Linked DNA regions of Homo sapiens: region 2 is linked to region 1. The links are chromatin contacts, found by Hi-C or POLR2A ChIA-PET in ENCODE. All regions are on one chromosome and are shown on one strand. The core of a region is the stretch at or near the end of the contact, and the rest is flanking DNA. Distances in the headings are between cores, read along the strand shown.

The links. A loop is a pair of places that touch in the nucleus more often than their neighbours do. ChIA-PET counts read pairs that join two places held with the same protein, here RNA polymerase II (POLR2A). Pooled maps may share reads with other maps.
Region 2: a loop to region 1 is called in a pooled map, with 2.1 times the contacts of the local background. The contact joins two enhancer-like sites. A Hi-C loop is called at or near these places in 2 of 50 pooled maps. POLR2A ChIA-PET finds 5 or more read pairs at or near these places in 4 of 52 experiments (CD4-positive, alpha-beta memory T cell, H1, activated CD4-positive, alpha-beta T cell and 1 more).

Annotation. Positions count from the first base shown.
Region 1 is chr10:110,277,940-110,280,861 of GRCh38, reverse strand. It overlaps MXI1 (MAX interactor 1, dimerization protein), which reads right to left. Exons shown (of 6, transcript NM_130439.3): 4 at 1,568-1,682; 5 at 777-948. Among named protein-coding and RNA genes, the nearest start is that of SMNDC1, 26 kb to the left of the region's middle. Within about 2 kb of position 1,297, at least 4 of the 41 ENCODE cell types and tissues checked have a DNase peak (open chromatin) inside an H3K27ac peak, as active enhancers do.
Region 2 is chr10:110,175,093-110,177,857 of GRCh38, reverse strand. No RefSeq gene overlaps it. Among named protein-coding and RNA genes, the nearest start is that of MXI1, 31 kb to the left of the region's middle. Within about 2 kb of position 1,407, at least 4 of the 41 ENCODE cell types and tissues checked have a DNase peak (open chromatin) inside an H3K27ac peak, as active enhancers do.

The DNA.
Region 1 (2,922 bases), core at 48-2,547:
CTTTAACTCTGTCAAAGATAAATATTCTAGGATAGATGGAAAGAGAAATAAAGGGTGTTGTACTTTAAAATCTACATATAAAAATTCACATCACCAGTAGTAAAAACTTCGACATCGTGTATCTTCCTGACACAATGGATTGAGAAAGGCACAACATCATTTCTTTTCTTTTTTTTTTTTTTGAGACGGAACCTCACTCTGTTGCCCAGGCTGGAGCGCAGTGGCATGATCTCGGCTCACTGCAAGCTCCGCCTCCCGGGTTCACGCCATTCTCCTGCCTCAGCCTCCCGAGTAGCTAGGACTACAGGCGCCTGCCACCACGCCCGTCTAATTTTTTGTATTTTTAGTAGAGACAGGATTTTACCATGTTAGCCAGGATGGCCTCGATCTCCTGACCTTGTGATCTGCCCGCCTTGGCCTCCCAGAGTGCTGGGATTACAGGCATGAGCCACCGGGCACAACATCATTTCTGTGATATTCCTTACCCCAACTGTATACCCTCAATCTAATCATTTGAAAACATCAGACAAACCTAAATTGAGGGACATTATATAATTTATAATATAAATATATAAATATATTTTTTTTCAAGGAAAAAACAAAAAGTTTTATAGTCCACACTGGCACTGCTGTAGACAATATTATGATTGCATAAAACCTACAATGTTACTCTGTTGGCTAGAAAGAAAGCAAATACAGTGCCTCCCAACATACCTTCCCTAAATCCAGATACAGAGATGTTTAGTATTTCATTAGAGAAGAGGCAAGCTGCCTACCTCGCTCTGAATCAGAACGATCTGAAGAAATAGTTGATCCAATGCTGTCCATTCGTATTCGTTCCATCTCCTGAGGACCCTGCAGCTGTTCCAGTCGCCACTTTAAAAATCTCTGTTCTCGTTCCAAATTCTCGAGCTGGTGCTGGCTTTTTCTTTCAGCTTCTTCAAGTTTCTGAAATGATGAAATGATTTTTACATTTGTGTATAGTCCAGTACAAACAATAAAACTGATTCCTCCTTTAGCAGAGAAAACATGAATGAATATACATGTGTGAGTGTGTATAAAAATATATAAATACATTTTAAAGCCTCCAAAATGAGAATGCATATAAATACATATTTTTAAAAATAAAAAATAGTTTTGTCTTTACTTTTGTGTGTATGTAATGAATGCTATGTTACTTGAACAAGATGGACTTCTAAAAGTCTGTAAAGTAATCTCCACGGAGAAACTTCCTCTAGTATGGTATTTGATGGAAAAATACGGAAGGACACAGCCAAATGAAGTCATCTCCACCAGAGGGCACAACTGCCTTCCGAGTATGAAGAGGGTAATTGTTATTTTCCTAGTGTTCTCAGTTCTTCAAATGGCCACGCTGTCAAAACAATTTAGTTTAATCAGGTTATGTTGTTCCCATCAGATTAGCTGGTAAGTTTTTAGAAAGACTTCTCTTGAGGTCAGTTATTAAGGAGGGCATGGTGAACTAGCTGATGTATATGAATAGGAATCAGTGCCAATAATTAAACCAGAACTGAGGGAATTGTGCAAATCTGAAAGTAAAAATTCTCACCTTGATGTGTGCTTTGGCTTTGTTGAGCAAACCAAGTGTTGTGTGCCGGGTGCAGTCTGGTCCTAGTGGAATCAGAACTTTTAAGCGTTCTAAACAAAGGCGCAGATGAGCTCGTCTAAGAAAGACAAAAAGTCAAATCAGCACAGTCTGGTTATTTCACTAGAAATATCATAAAACCTATTTTAAGATAAACAATAATTTGCATTTATTCAGCCTATAGGATAGATGTCACACCCCTAATTCTCCACTGTCAAAGAATGTAGGGGTGGCCGCATTTCAGTCTCTGCTATTTCTGTTGTACTCTTTAGACAACACTCACTTTAGATTATTATCCCCAATGGTAATCTCTGTCAAGATGGTTTATTTTTTAACTCACCCCATAAACTGTCTCAACTGTATTAATATGGAAGTGTGAAAACATACCAGGACAATTGTATTTGATCTTGAATAACTAAAACCACAGGCGAGAGGAGAGGTTTTCAGCTATGGTACCCCAAGGGAATATAATATGCTCACAAGTTTCTATTTCCCCCCTCCCACCTTTTACTTGCTTGCACGTGTGTGGGCACACACACACACACACACACACACACCCTACCTCTCTACAACTGTAGCCATCCTACAGTGTGTTACATGTTGTTATATATTAGTTTGAACCACATGAAATTTCTGATATTCAACCACTTTTCACTTATAAAAATGTTGATTTCTTATACTCCAATACAACAGAAACAGCAAAATTCTGTGACCAGCTAGGGTAGGGTTAGACAAAATATATGCCCTGTGGTCAATTCTAGCCACAGAAATAACCCATAAAATAATCCCCTGCTTCCTATCTAAGTGTGCTAGCTCGTTAGCTTAATTTTTATTTCTTTTTTCTCTTCCTCTCTCGTCTCTCTCACTACCTGCCTCCAATCCACAAGGACAACAGGTGACAAAAATTACTTACTGAAAGTCATTGCATTCTCTAATCTATCCTTCCTGTGGGAAAGTTGAGGGAAATTTCTCCTAGAAATGCTAGCAGAGAACCTCATGGATTTACCTTCCCTGTGCCCTAAAAGAACTATGATCATGGTGATGAGAGAGTTCTGAGTATTTAACTTCATCCTAAAACAATACTAGTCCACATCTTTGGTCCTGTGTTTCATAAGGGGTAAGGTAATTCAGCAGTTAACAGCATATCTGAAAAGAAAATCCACAAATACGTTCACAGTTTACCCCTAGTCCTTAAAGACCTATAATTGAACTTTTGGTAACTGTCTTAACTGCATCAAGAACAAAACACACACCCTCCATTCTCTTCTGAAAGAGGACTAAAATGGTTTTGCTAATTCACACACCAAACTATGCGCTTT
Region 2 (2,765 bases), core at 158-2,657, 100 kb after region 1:
ACGTCAGCCCAGGGCCTGCACAGAGCACATTTCTCCAACATAGGGAATCCGAATCTGGGGACCGGTGGCCAGGGCTGGCTTCTAGGAAGGTGACCATAATGCTGAGTTCAAACAAATGAACAAGTAGAAAGGCAAAGAAAGGAGAAAGGGCACTCCAAGCGGAAGGAACAGCAAATGCAAAGGCATGGAGGTTCTTAGAAATATAAAATAGGTTCAGGCCGGGCGCGGTGGCTCACTCCTGTAATCCCCAGCACTTTGGGAGGCCGAGGCGGGCGGATCACGAGGTCAGGAGATCCAGACCATCCTGGCTAACACAGTGAGAACCTGTCTCTACTAAATAATACAAAAGACTAGCCGGGCGTGGTGGCTGGCGCCTGTAGTCCCAGCTACTCGGGAGGCTGAGGCAGAAGAATGGCAAGAACCTGTGAGGCGGAGCTTGCAGTGAGCCGAGATGGCGCCACTGCAGTCCAGCCTGGACGACAGAGCGAGACTCCGTCTAAAAAAAAAAAAAAAAGAAATATAATAGGTTCGGGGCCGGGCGCGGTGGCTCACGCCTGTAATCCCAGCATTTTGGGAGGCCGAGGCGGGCGGATCACCTGAGGTCGAGAGTTCGAGAACAGCCTGACCAACATGGAGAAAGCCTGTCTCTACTAAAAATACAAAATTAGCCAGGCATGGTAGCGCATGCCTGTAATCCCAGCTACGCAGGAGGCTGAGGCAGGAGAATCCCTTGAACCTGGGAGGTGGAGTTTGCAGTGAGCCGAGATCGCGCCATTGCACTCTAGCCTGGGCAACAAGAGCAAAACTCTGTCTCACAAAAAAAAAAAAAAAAAAAGAAATATAATAGGTTCGGGACCTTAAATGGGACAGCCAAATTCATAAGACTGGCCAGCTCATACTTTTAGCTTTTGGGCTTTCCAAAGCTCAAATTACATCTCAGTTTGCTCTTATCCAGCCTCGAGGTCCTGTAGGCTGTGTCCCTGCCCCGGAGCATAACTCCACACAGTTGTGGAAGCCAGGGAGCGCCAACAGTTGGCCGGTCAACCTTGACTCCTTTTCCATAAAGGGTTTGGGCTGCAGCTTCATCTCCTGAAATACATCTGCCTTGTGAACAGCCAGTCTGCCGTGAAAGAGTTTCTCACTGAAGGCAATTTTGTTATTAGGAAAAAAAAAAGCCCCTGTCACCCCTTTCCTCTCCTAACTCCCTGACATGAGTCCGTGTCATTAGTTACTCGCTTCAGCAGTTTTATTATGGAAATGACATATTGAAATACAAATTGGGACGCGTACAGTATAATTACTAATACTGCATATTCATTTCCTCCCTTTGTTACTGTTGAGTCCCCATAAAGCCCTCTCCCCAGCCACGTCCCAGTCCTGTGTGCAGTGGCTTCTGTGTCTCTTTTCTTCTGAGGGCCAGGCGGGGCTGAGAGGGGAAACGCAGCCAGAGGAAGTACCTGCCTTCCCCAAGAAGGGCTATTTTTGTGACAATGCTGAGCTGAGGCGGCAATCGGGGACTCCGAGGTCCAAAGGCTTCCCAGCTCGTCCCAGGCAAACAGCTCTCTGACTGAGCCAGACATGGAAAGTCCCAGCCAGGGGACGTTTTTAAAAAATTAAATGCACCAAAACAAGCATTTCCAGTGATATAAGGGCCAGTGGCCTGGGCTGGGCTATGCCATCCTCCAGGGCCCCTTCCCTTTCTTCCCTCGGCACCTTCTCAGGAGAAGGAGGTCACAGAAGCTGGGCAATTTGGACACCTATCAGGGTGGCACAGGCAGGCATTCTGTGCTGTGTAACCTACCCCATCTCCCTCAGCAGCCTTGGTTTCTGCCCCTCCCCAGGGGAGCATCATGCTGCAAATACTGTATGCACAAGTGGCTAAGAGAGTGACTTCTGGGTTGTAATCTCAACTTTCTGCCACTTAACAGAGAGTGCTTCTTAGGGAAAATTTGCCTTGTCCCTTTGTAACTCAATATCCCCATCTGTAAAGTGGGACTACTAGCAGTTTCCATCTCAAGGAGGTATTATTAGGATTAAATGTTTTAATTAGGCAAACATGTTAAACAGAAATATTAGTTTTTTTCCCCTTTGGGCAGCAGGAAATATTGCCTCCCCTGCTCCCCTGACCCTTGCCCCCCTCCTTTGGCCAGCAGTGACAGGTGGGCCAGTTCTGAGCCTATGCCCCGAGAGGTTTTACCCACTCTGCTCTCTCTTGGAATTCTGTCTCTGCCTTGGGACTATGCCCAGGCTAGCCTGCTGGATGATAAGAGACTAAGTGAGGCAGAGCTGAATCAGCCTCATTGTCCCAGCTGAGGCCCTAGATATGTGAGAAAGCACAGCCAACCTACAGATGACCAATAGCTGAACACAGGTGCACACGTGAAGCTGTTCTAGACCAGAAGAACCACTACATCAACCCACAGACTCAAGAGCTAAACACAAGCATATTATTTTAAGCCACTACATTTTGGGGTGGTTTGTTATGCACAATAGCTAACTGATGCATATAGTAAGCTATTATTGCCCTTTCTCCCTCCTCTGGTACCTCCTGTCTATGTCTCTTGACCTATTGCCCATCTACATTGAAGTCCTAGGGACAAAGACGTAACAAAATATCAAGGTGAGAACATAGGCCCTGTAGTCAGACAGAGTTCAGTTCCCAGGCTGTGGCATGTACAGAGAGGTGACTTTTCCCAAGTAATTTCTGTTCCGTTATAGGGGAATAATAATATCTATCATGCAAAGTTGTGGTAAGGATTGAATAA